Regions from separate parts of the Homo sapiens genome. Here regions 2 and 3 are each linked to region 1. Evidence: read pairs that join two places in POLR2A ChIA-PET (ENCODE). Cell type or tissue: Panc1. All regions are shown on one strand. Region 1 overlaps P3H2 (prolyl 3-hydroxylase 2). Region 2 has its middle 68 kb from the start of P3H2-AS1. Region 3 overlaps P3H2 (prolyl 3-hydroxylase 2).

The links. ChIA-PET counts read pairs that join two places held together with the same protein. Peaks named below come from ENCODE experiments on the same cell type or tissue, not always from the same donor. Only the 100,000 strongest peaks of a DNase experiment are listed, where the experiment ranks them.
Region 2: POLR2A ChIA-PET joins it to region 1 with 15 read pairs; 4 of 35 experiments call an interaction of 5 or more read pairs at or near these places.
Region 3: POLR2A ChIA-PET joins it to region 1 with 10 read pairs; 11 of 35 experiments call an interaction of 5 or more read pairs at or near these places.

What each region holds. Positions count from the first base shown.
Region 1 is chr3:190,036,776-190,040,775 of GRCh38, reverse strand. All of the region lies in intron 1 of P3H2 (prolyl 3-hydroxylase 2), which reads left to right. Among named protein-coding and RNA genes, the nearest start is that of P3H2, 82 kb to the left of the region's middle. In Panc1, no CTCF peak of the experiment used is centred here; no DNase peak of the experiment used is centred here; H3K27ac peaks cover 2,010 bases.
Region 2 is chr3:190,187,408-190,191,407 of GRCh38, reverse strand. No RefSeq gene overlaps it. Among named protein-coding and RNA genes, the nearest start is that of P3H2-AS1, 68 kb to the right of the region's middle. In Panc1, no CTCF peak of the experiment used is centred here; no DNase peak of the experiment used is centred here.
Region 3 is chr3:190,099,681-190,103,680 of GRCh38, reverse strand. The region is part of intron 1 of P3H2 (prolyl 3-hydroxylase 2); the gene reads left to right. Among named protein-coding and RNA genes, the nearest start is that of P3H2, 19 kb to the left of the region's middle. In Panc1, no CTCF peak of the experiment used is centred here; a DNase peak (open chromatin) is centred at 1,900; H3K4me3 peaks cover 1,436 bases; H3K27ac peaks cover 3,572 bases.

The sequences.
Region 1 (4,000 bases):
AATCAGCTCATTTTTTGCATAGAGTTCATAACAGAAATGTATCCAATGTATCTGCTATTCCAATAACTTTCCACAGGCAATGATGCAGTTTGTCTTAAGTCAGGGATACTTTGTGTGAAACCAAGAAATCAGAAGATGTAAATGACTTAAGGCAATATTATCACCATTCCTGGAAAAACACTACTGTCTATGTTTGTGATAGCAAACATAAAAGCATTACCTTCCTTAGGTGATGAATATGAACATTTTTAGTCGTATATCTGGTGCCCTTAGATGACCAGTCAGATCAGATTCCATGTCTTTATGAAAAGATGGTGTTCTCGTGTCTTGACTCTGATGGAACAAGCTGCTTTTCCAAAGTTATTCTGCAGGTGGTGGATTCAGTAACCATTAGTTGGCATTCTCCCTTACAAGCCTCAGGTAATCCTGTGTGCACACCAGGTTTATGGACCGAATGAGTACCACAATGGTTTATAGACCCAATAAAAACTGTTTAAATATCTGGTGGTGCTTTACAAATATCTTCATCCCAGGTTTTTCAAATCTCCCCTGGAATCTATGCAGCCAAATGTGCAGTTGTTCTGTAACTGATGGTCGCCTGGATATCATTTGATAAAAGTGTAAGACGGGTTTTTTGTGTGTGTGTGATGCCAATTACTGAGGACTTGAAGATACGCATCTTGAATTATTACATATAAAAAGATTAAAAGGCTAAATATCTATTTAAGAAATATCTAATGCAACTATAGTCACTGCTCTCACTTCTCCATATTCCTGTGAGTTTTTGTTCTGTTCCTTATTCTTAGAGTGTAAAGTGAATCATTTTAGGAATGAATATCATAGAAAGTAAATACAGGGAACAGAAAGCTTAATGCATTCATTATTCATTCCTTTCCATCAATACTCTGAACACCTACAGAGTGTTCTAGGCTCACTGGGGAAACAAGAATCAATAAATCTCATTTTCTCCCCTTACTGACCTCATGATCAGTAGAAAATCAACCCGAATAATCTCATACTGATTCCTCCTTCCTGTGAGTCCTCATGCGTTCTGGAAACCTTTGGAGGGATTTATCATAGTCCATATTACTTAAGAGTTTGTGGGCATTTCTTTTATGCTCCTTGGTAGATGTTGAATGCCTGGAAGGCAAAGACTTTGTTTTCCCTATCTTTATATCCCTGGTTCCCTGTGTAGTGGTTACTCCATGCTATGGGCTTAACACATGTTTTTAAATAAAAGGTTCAACGGTTTTGCAATTAACAATATATAAGACTCTTAGCTAGTAATTTTGTATCTTTGGGGCCTGTTTTCTCATCTGTGAAGATAACACATGCTATATTTCATGAAGTTATCATATCAGAATTAGATGCATTAAATTTTGCAAACTGAGAAGCAAAGCATTATACCAAGGTACAGACTTATTAAAATTGAATATGTGCTTTCATTTAAACATGAGTTGCCATTTAACTATGGCTGGTAGTTGCGTTTGGGGGATTCTGTTACTATTAGTGGAGGACTCAACAATCATATGCTCCATAAAATTGTCCTTCCTTACAGTGCTCAATTCTTTTTTATTTTTTTTTTTGAGATGGAGTTTCGCTTTTGTTGTCCAGGCTAGAGTGCAATGGTGTGATCTCGGCTCACCGCAACCTCTGCCTCCTGGGTTCAAGCAATTCTCCTGCCTCAACCTCCCAAGTAGCTGGGATTACAGGCATATGCCACCTCGCCCGGCTAATTTTGTATTTTTAGTAGAGACAGGGTTTCTCCATGTTGGTCAGGCTGGTCTTGAACTCGCGACCTCAGGTGATCCGCCCGCCTTGGCTTCCCAAAGTGCTGGGATTACAAGCGTGAACCACCGCACCTGGCCACAGTCCTCAATTCTTAAACATAGAGTTAAAGAGTAGGATTTCATGAAGCATACTAACTGCAGTTTATTCTTTAAAACTTTTAACCTCTGCCTTGTCCATAAATGTGAATTATTGTGGCATATGGTTTCATTCAGTGTATGATAAATATTGTATGTCCTTTAGGAAGGAAACTATAAGGTATATTTCTGGCTTGTCTTGGGGATGAAATAAATGGCCTCTGCAGTCATTTCCACCTCTGGCTTCAGTGATTAATGCATCCTAGGGGACCAACTTTCTTTTAGCTATAATGCCAGCTTCTATCCTTATTTCATCCCTGGAGCTTTAGGCAGAAAGGGAACTAAAAAGTCATCAGCTTTTATTTTATGTGACTTTTTTCTACTCCTGTTTGGGTTTCACTTTTTTTTTTTTTTTTTTTTTTTTCATTCTGCAGTTAGTTCTTCTTGTTGAATATCTAGGTTTTTATCTAGGAGGACACCTGGGGTGATTGAGATAATGCAGGGGTGTATCTGGTGTTTGGAGGAAGACTGTATGCTCAGGAGGCTGAGAGGCCACAGCACTTCTAGTGCCAAAAGTTCTGTTTATCTCATCATGTTACTCACTCATAGTCTCCAGGAAGCTTGCAGCCAATCAGGTTTCCTTGTTTGTGACAGTTTTTTTTTTTTTTTTTTTTTTAAACCTAGTCTTGCTCTGTGCCCCAGGCTGGAGTGCAGTGGCGCAATCTCGGCTCGCGACAGGTCTTGACTTGCAGTGTGTTAGGCACAGTAGATAAGCATTTTGTGAAACAGTATGAATGGAAATCAAAAGCAATTTGATCTAATTTTCTCTTAGATTTAGTTATATCTCAATACCAACTTCTAATTCAGTTTTATTTTTGCTGATTTTCTAAAAAGATAGTTTTCATCACCAGTGTGAATTAGCTTGTCATTAGATCTTGGAGATCTTTGAGATCAGTGGAGAAGTTTCAACTTAGGCAGGAGAGTGGCTTTGTACAAAAATAAATGTTGGTGATGGCTTATCGATATTGTTATTTGAGCCCATGTGTGATGCTTTCATTGCAATAGAAATATTCTGTTGTCTCATTTTAAAGAAACTATTATTTTGCTTAACAAATATTGAGTGTCTGCAATATGTGACATAAAGGAGGCGCAAGAAATGTTTTAGACACAATAGCCATAGTTAAATTGCTTATAAATTGACTTTATTAAAATGTCTTACCATATAATCATTAACATTCATATCTCAAATAAGTGTCAGTAATTTAAAATGACCTTTAAAGTCATGCTGATCAGTAATTGTAAAAAGAAAACAGAGAGTCATGCTAATAAGGTGAATAGATGTGACAGATTGACGTGTTGACATCAAGGGACAAGAATTGATTCAGGTAACTAAGTCAAACTATTTGCTAAAATCTGAGCCACGGTATCTTATTTTCTTCTGCAGACTCTATCCAGAGCAATGATTCTTCCCTAGGGTCCATATTTTTCCTGAAGCTTAGGGATCTATGAAGCACATAAAATTGTGTAGATGTGATCATCTTTCTGGGGAGAAATCTAGAGCTTATACTAGATTCTAAAAGTAATGATCCAGTAATGTTAAGAATCATTAATATAGATTTTTACTTATAATTTGCTTCTCCTTTTAGGGAAGGCAGTGTCAGAATTCTAGAATTAAGTTGAAAAGGTATAAATTATACACCTTAATGCTCTCCTTTCCAGCTATATGATCTCAAGTTATCCAACCACAATGTTTTTTTAATATATGAAATGGGCAGATAATCCCTTCACTCCTAAGTGTCAAATGAGATGAGCTATATGATTGGCCAGAATAAACTATAAAATATTTGCAGACATAAACATTATTACTATTGTTTGGGCTTCTGCATGTGCCAATCCATGATACTATTTTGTTGTTGTTGTTAATTGAAAATTTTATTCTATTACCAAGTAAATATATATATATATTTTTATCTTTCCAACGTTGCCAACATAGTTTCTCAAAGAATGATGATTCAGTTTTTCCATGCCTTTGGAGGCCTTTGTTGTTAAATGAATCAGTGTAAGTATCTCATGTACCATGGCTGCTGCCTGGTTTACATCACAGTGGAGGAGAAGGGATCATCGCTCAAGGGCAG
Region 2 (4,000 bases), 150 kb before region 1:
TTTCTTTCATTAAGAGCCTCAAAGACGGTCATTGTTGGCCTTCAGTCTTTATTTTTGACCAATAGTTTTCATTCATGACTGCACATTAATGTCATCTGTGCAGTTTTTAAAACCCATCCAGGCTCTATTCTCTGAGATTCTGATTTAATTGGAGTGGAGTCTAGACATCATTTGTTTGTTTGTTTTTTAATGCTATTCAGGCGATTCTACTCCATACTCAGGACTGATTACTACCACGCTGGAACAGTGCTTCTTAAATTATTGTGTGCAAATGGGCCAGCTAAGAATCTTGTTAAAAATGAAGATTCTGATTCACTGGGTCTGAACTCAGGGTCTGAGGTTCTGTGTTTGTAATAAACTCCCAGGTTACGTTGGTGCTCTGACCTCTGCTCCTAGAAGTGTGGTCCATGGACCAAGATCATCTGGAAGGTAGACAGAATGCAGAATCTCAGGTACCACCCCAGAAGTACTGGATTGATCGGGGTTCTCCAAAGAATTGGCTCACAAAATTATGGAGTCTGACAATTCCCAAAATATGCTGTCAGCAGGCCGGAGACCCAAGAGAGCCAATGGTATAGTTTCAGTGTGAAGGGCTATAGGCTCAAGACCCAAGATGCTTCAGTTTTAGTTCGAAGGAATACATCAATTGATATGCCAGCTCAAGACAGTTAGGCAGGAGGAAATTCACTGCTACTCATGAAAGGTTCAGCCTTTACTTCTATTGAGGTCTTCAACTGATTGAATGTGCCCCATTCATGTTAGAGGGCAACCCGCTTTATTTTTTATTCAGTTCAATTATTCAAATGTTAATCTCATCCAAAAGCACCCTCATGGACACACCCAAAATAATGTTTGATCAAATATCTGGGCACCCCAGTGTGCTAGTCAAGTTGACATAAAATGAACCATCGCACCTAGAGAATCAGCATGCGGTTTAACATATTATACATATGCAGAAATTTAATACACATACTAAAGTTTAAGAAGCTCTGCACTATAATAACTATTCTCAAACTTTTTGGTCTCTTGACCTCCTTATACTCTTGAAAATATTGAGGATTCCAAAGTGCTTCTGTTTATGTAGGTTACATCTATTGCTATTTCCTATATTAGAAATGAAAACTGGGGACTTTCCAAATTATTTATTTATTTTATTTAATAAACCCATTATATGTTAACATAAATCACATAATTATAAACAATAACTTTTTTTTTTTTTGAGATCAAGTCTCATTCTGTTGCCCAGGCTGGAGTGTGGTGGTGCGATTTCAGCTCACTGCAAACTCTGCCTCCCGGATTCAAGCGATTCTCCTGCCTCAGCCTCCTGAGTGACTGGAATTACAGGGGCATACCGCGACCGGCTAATTTTTTGTATTTTTAGTAAAGACAGGGTTTCACCATGTCGGTCAAGCTGATTTGTAACTCCTGACCTCATGTGATGCACCTGCCTTGGCCTCCCAGAATGCTGGGATTACAGGCATGAGCCACCGTGCCTGGCCGAAAAGTAATTATCTTTTTATAAAATAAAAAATTGTGAGAAGAGTGATGTTGTTATACATTTTCGCAAATCTCTTTTATGTCTGGCTTAAAAGAAAGCAGCTGGATGCTCATACTGGCTTCTGAATTTAATTTGCTGCAATATTGCAAATTATGTTGACTCTGGAAAACTGTTCTAATCTCATAAAAAAATAAAAGTGAAACAGCATTCTAATATTATCGCAAAAATGTTTTAATTTGTAATACTCCCTAAAAGTGTTTCAGGATCCTCTAAGGGTGCCTGGATCTCTTTGAGACTGCTGTTCTAGGCTAAAGTTGAGAATCTATATAATTCATTCTAAAAAATTCAGCCTCAAATCTCACCAGCAAATTTGTCACAATTCTACTAAAATTTGGAGCAAAAGCACTTTGTGGAGGAGTCAGCCCTTTCTTCCATCAGCATATTACATAGTACTGCTAGCAGTTTCAAAGACCAGTGCTTAGAATGCCAGTTCAAAAGTTTGCTGTACCCTCAGTGTAGACCAATAATTCTCAGCCTCAGCACTATTGACATATTGGGTCAGAATATGTGTATATTTGTTCATATATAATTCATTAAACAACACAATATATGGCTGCATTTATTAAAAGTATCTTTCTTTGCATTTCAATCATACCAGGAGAGGCAATATGGCCATGGTGAAGCTTTGAAACCTAGTTTCTAATCTCAGATCTGTAGCTTTCTAGCAATATGGCATTTCTTTCCTCAGTTTTCACTGTTTTCTTTTGCAAAATGGGAATCAGTTATTGGAAAAACCATGGAGATGCCTGTGCAAATGTAGACTCTTATTAATAACCAGGCTATTATTCTGCCAAATCAAAGAGTCAACATGAGTACAGACATGAAATGTGAATGCAAAGGCATATTCAAATGAAGCACATAATCCATATTATCTGACAGGGCCTTGGGGTTCAATGGAAGATGGAACTAATGACAGAGTTTGAGCTGCATGGTAGTGGGTCTTAAATCCAGAGGGAGAAATTCCTGCTGAATTTAATAAATTTAATAGTCAATTCATCTCATTGTAAATTATTACTATTCATTGCTTTATACTGGAGCAACAGCCAATATATTCGGGGAACTCTATAGGAACTGGCAGTATCAATGAAGCCTTTATAAATACCAATATCTTATGTCTTATTATTTTCACAACTAATTCAGAGGCAATTTAAATATTTCTGCTATTTCCAAGATGCTTGATTTGAAGTTGGGCTCCAGAAAGCTATTTAGCAGATGCAATAATATTTGTAGGGTACAGAGAGAGGAAAAAACTTAGGTTCCATTTAGAAATATCTTAGGATTTTCAAGAATGTACAATTTTTAGTTTCAATTATCCAACCAAACAGCTTGTGTGTGCATGAGGGGGTAGAGGAAAAAGCAGTTAAGAAAAACAGAGAGATGTTACCAGGATAAAAATGTGGGCCTGAGGAGGTTGCACTGATGTAGCACAGGACCAAGTTGAATGCCAGTGATGATCTTGAGAAAGTAATTATGAATCAAGAGTGTCCGAAGGGAATACTTTTACAGGCCCAGATGAAATAGTTGAGGTATAAACAACAAAGAAGCCTGCCCAACGGTCACCCAGCTAGGCAATAACAAAGCCAGGACTCAAATCTCAATTCTATGAAACAAATCATGGGATTTTTTTTTCCTTCAAAACATCATCTTCAAATCAAAGTAGGACAATAGATCATTAAACAGAAGATTATATAGAACCAGTGGCCAAAAGCTTAGATATACAGCAGCAATGTATGCAAAGGGTTCTGCATTTCTAATCCCAAAGCAAGGTTTTCTTAGGTTAATATATTACCTGTTTTTAAACATGTAGAAGGAATATTATATTCTCCCTGAGCTTGAGATGGGATGGCAAACACACAATTTACAAAAATTCAGGGGCTGGGCACCGTGGCTCATGCCTGTAACCCCAGCACTTTGAGAGGCTGAGATAGGAGGATTGCTTGAGCCCAGGAGTTTGAGACCAACCTGGGCAACACAGAGAGACTCTACCTCTATAATTTTTGTTTTTTTTAATTAGCTAGATGGCGTGTCATGTACCTATAGACCCAGCTACTCAGGAAGCTGAGGTGGGAGGAATGCTTGGGCCTAGGAACTCAGGGCTGTAGTGAGTTGTGATTGCACCACTGCACTCCAGCCTGGGTGACAGGGCAAGACTCTATATTAAAAAATATAAACAAACAAACAAAAATAAGTAAAATTCAGGGCTTGTGGCTTCAGAACAGTTCCAGAATGATTAAGTTTTGCAGATTAGGATTTTTTTAAAAAATTAAGTTGTGCAAGTTTGTTGTTTAGGCATGTATAATCAAATTCAATTTTTAGGATGTTTTATATTTAATTAAAAAGTTTTTAGGTCAGCTGTGAAAAATAAGTTAATATTTCTCCCACTTCACAAACTAAAAAATTAAAATGCAGGTTATAGAGCAACACAAGAGCAGCATCTTTGGT
Region 3 (4,000 bases), 63 kb before region 1:
ATTCTTTCCTACCTCTGCTTTAGAAGTATGGAAAAGTCCCAGTGCTCTTTCAGCCTTGCCACCAGCCTGCCCTTTCACTTGTTTATATGTCTGTAGATGAGCTCCTCTAGAACACTGTGATTTAACTCTTCATAAATAAATACAGATTTGATCATCCTGGTCCACTTTCCCAATAAGATAGTTAACAAAGGTTTACCTAATGTGTTATTTATGGAAAACCAATTTACACAGAGTTTGGAATAGGGAAAAAAAGTTTCTAAGTAATGATTTCTTTTCCTGTAACCCATTGTCCCAGATTAAGTCTGATAGTCTTATGATCAATACCTCCTAAATTCCAGATTATTGTGTGTGAATCTTTGACCTAAACATTTACATATGGCTGATAGTACTATTTGAGTCTTGCACGTGATGGAAACTCATGCTTGTTGAATTTGAATTGTCAGTTCTCCTAGGACATAGGTTTGTCCATATGATTTTACACAGTTATTTAGAAAACTAGCATACCTCAGAAATATTGCAGGTTTGGTTCCAGACCATTGCAATAAAGCAAGCCTCACAATTTTTATTTTTTGGTTTCCCAGTGCATATAAAATTTGTGTTTACATTATAATTTAGTCTGTTAAGTATGCAATAACATTATGTCTAAAAAACAATGTACATACCTTAATTTTAAAAAATACTTTATTGCTAAAAAGTATCTGAGCCTTCAGCAAGATACAGTCTTTTTGCTGGTGGACAGTCTTTCCTCAGTGTTGGTGGCTGCTGACTGATCAGGTTGGTGGTTACTGTAAATTGGAGTGACTGGCATTTAAAACAAAAACGAAAACAAAAAAACAAGAAAGTTTGCCCCATTAATTAACTCTTCCTTTTTTGAACACTTTCTCTGTAGCATACTGTGCTGTTTGATAGCATTTTACTCACAGTAAACTTCTTTCCAAAGTGGTCAATTCTCTCAAACCCTGCCACTGCTTTATCAACTAAGCTTATGTAATATTCTCAATCTTTTGTTGTCATTTCAACAGTGTTCACTGCATCTTCACCAGGAGTAGTTTCCACATCAAGAAACCACTTTTTTTGCTCATCCTTAAGAAGCAACTTTTTATCTGTTCGAGTTTTATTATAAGATTTCAGTAATTAACTAACATCTCAGGCTCCACTTTTTATTTTAGTTCTCTTGCTATTTCTACCACACTTCAGTTACTTTCTCCACTGAAATCTTGAATTCCTCGAAATCATCCATGAGAGTTGGAATCAACTTCTTCCAAACTTCTGTTAATGTTGAAATTTTGACCTTCTCCTTATGAATCACGAATGCTATTAATGACATCTAGAATGGTAAATCCTTTCCAGAAAGTTTTCAGTTTACTTTGCCCAGATCCACCAGAGGAATTACTATCTATGGCAGTCATAACCTTACAAGGTATATTTCTTAAATAATAAGACTTGAAAATCAAAGTTACTCCTCTATTACAGGCTGCTGAATGGATGTTATGTTAGTAAGCAGGAAAACGACGTTAATCTCTTTGTTCGCCTCCATCAGAGCTCTTGGGTGACTAGAAGCATTGTCAATTAGCAGTAATATTTTGAAATGAATCTTTTATTCTGAGCAGATAACAGTGGGCTTAAAATACTCAGTAAACCATACTGTAAACAGATATGATGTCATCCAGTCTTTGTTATTCTATTTATAGAGCAAAGGCATAGTAGATTTATCATAATTCTTAAGGGCCCTAGGATTTGGGGGATGGTAAATGAACATTGGCTTCAAGTTAAAGTCACCAGCTGGATTAGCTCTAACAATAGAGCCAGTCTGTCCTTTGAAGCTTTAACATCCGGCATTAACATTTTCTCTAGCTAAGAAAGTCCTATGTGACATCTTCCAAGAAGATGCTTTATCTACAATGAAAATTTGTTGTTTAGTGCAGCCACCTTTATTAATTACTTTAGCTAGATCTTCCGGATAACTTGTTGCAGCTTCCACATTAACGCTTGCTGCGTCATCTTGCACTTTCATGTTTATGAAGACGGCTTCTTTTTTTAGACCTCATGAACCAACTTCTGCTTGCTTCAGACTGTTTTTCTATAGCTTCCTCAGCTCTCTCAGCCTTCACAGAATTGAGGAGAGTTTGACTCTTGCCCTGAATTATGCTTTGGTCTTAAGGAATGTTGTGGCTGATTCGATTTTCTATCCAGACCACTAAAGCTTTCTCCATATCAGCAGTAAGGCTGTTTCACTTTCTTATCCATGTGTTCACTGTAGTAGCACTTTTAATTTCCTTCAATCGCTTTTTTTTTTTTTTTTTTTTTTTTTTGCGTTCATGATTTGGTGAACTGATGCAAGAAACCTAGCTTTTATTCTATTTTGGCTTTTGACCTGCCTTCCTCAGTAAACTTAATCATGTTTAGTTTTTGATTTAAAGTGAGAGATATGTGACTCTTAACTTGAACACTTAGAGCCATTGTGGGATTATTAATTGGCCTAATTTCAGTGTTGTTGTGTCTCAGGGGACAGGGAGGCCTGAGGACAGGGAGAGAGACAGGTGAATGGTGAGTTGATGAAGCCATCAGAACACACACAACATTTTTCTATTAAGTTTGCCATCTTATATGGGCATGGTTTGTGGGGCCCGAACCAGCTGCAATAGTAACATCAAAGATCAGTTATCACAGATCATCGTAACAGTAATGGTAGCTATGAAAAAGTTTAAAATATTGTGAGAATTACCAAAATGTAACGTTGAGACATGGGGTGAGCACATGCTGTTGGAAAAGTGGCACTGAAAGAAGTGGCCTGATGCAAGGTCGCCACAAACCTTCAATTTGTGAAAAACAATATCTGGAAAGTGCAATAAAATGAAGCACAATCAGAAGCGGTATGCCTGTATTTACATACTTCAAAAACACCATTTTCTGCACTTGATCATAGTTTTGTAAAGACAGACCTTTCATGATGATACCAACTTCATATGTCAGTTTGAGAATAATAGCATGAAATTGGGTGGAACATTTTGGAAACTGTATTAGAGTGAGGAATATAGAAAGTGTGGCTCTAGTTTTAATTATGTTACTAACTCTGTAGGGCTTTATAATAGTTAACCTTTTCTTGGCCTCAGAGTCTTCTTTTACAAAATGAGGTGATTGTAATATGTAATCTTGGAAGTCTCTGCCAGCTTCAATATATTTTAATATTTGGCAGAATATTTCCACTGATAAAAAAATTTATTAAATGCTACTAAACTATGAAACTCTCAGCAGTTGTTCACTCCTCATTTTAATAAATCCTAGTATCTTATCCTCAATACCAAAAATTGTGACATTTAGACATTAAGATAATAAGCTTAGGTAATATAAAATATTGAATACATTGCAGAGAAAAATGACCTTGGCAAGCCTTATGCAATCATAGAAGTGTTTTTTTTGGGGGGGGGGGCGGCGGGGGGGGCGGGGGACGGAGTTTTGCTCTTTGTCGCCCAGGCTGGAGTGCAATGGCGTGATCTTGGCTCACTGCAACCTCTGCCTCCCCAGTTCGAGCAATTCTCCTGCCTCAGCCTCCCAAGTAGCTGGGATTACAAGTGCCCACCACTGCACCTGGCTAATTTTTATATTTTTAGTAGAGATGGAATTTCACCATGTTGGGCCGGCTGGTCTCGAACTCCTGACCTCAGGTTATCCACCCACCTCGGCCTCCCAGAGTGCTGGGATTACAGGCATGAGCCACCATGTCCAGCCAGAAGTGGTATTTTATAGCAGTGTCAGGGTTCTGAAGAAATATTTTAGTTTTCATCACTCAATTCTACAATTAGCCTCAGTACCTCTTCCTCTTAGATAAAGGTATTGTACCTGCCACACAGTTCTGCAGACTCCGCTCTGAAATGGTGTAAACCAGTGGTTAACATTCAACTTTCTTCACAATTTTCCTTATTTTCCATAATGCTAAAAAAGATCAAGATATATATTGTTAATACCATCTTTTTTCTATGAATAAAGCAGTTTATAGATT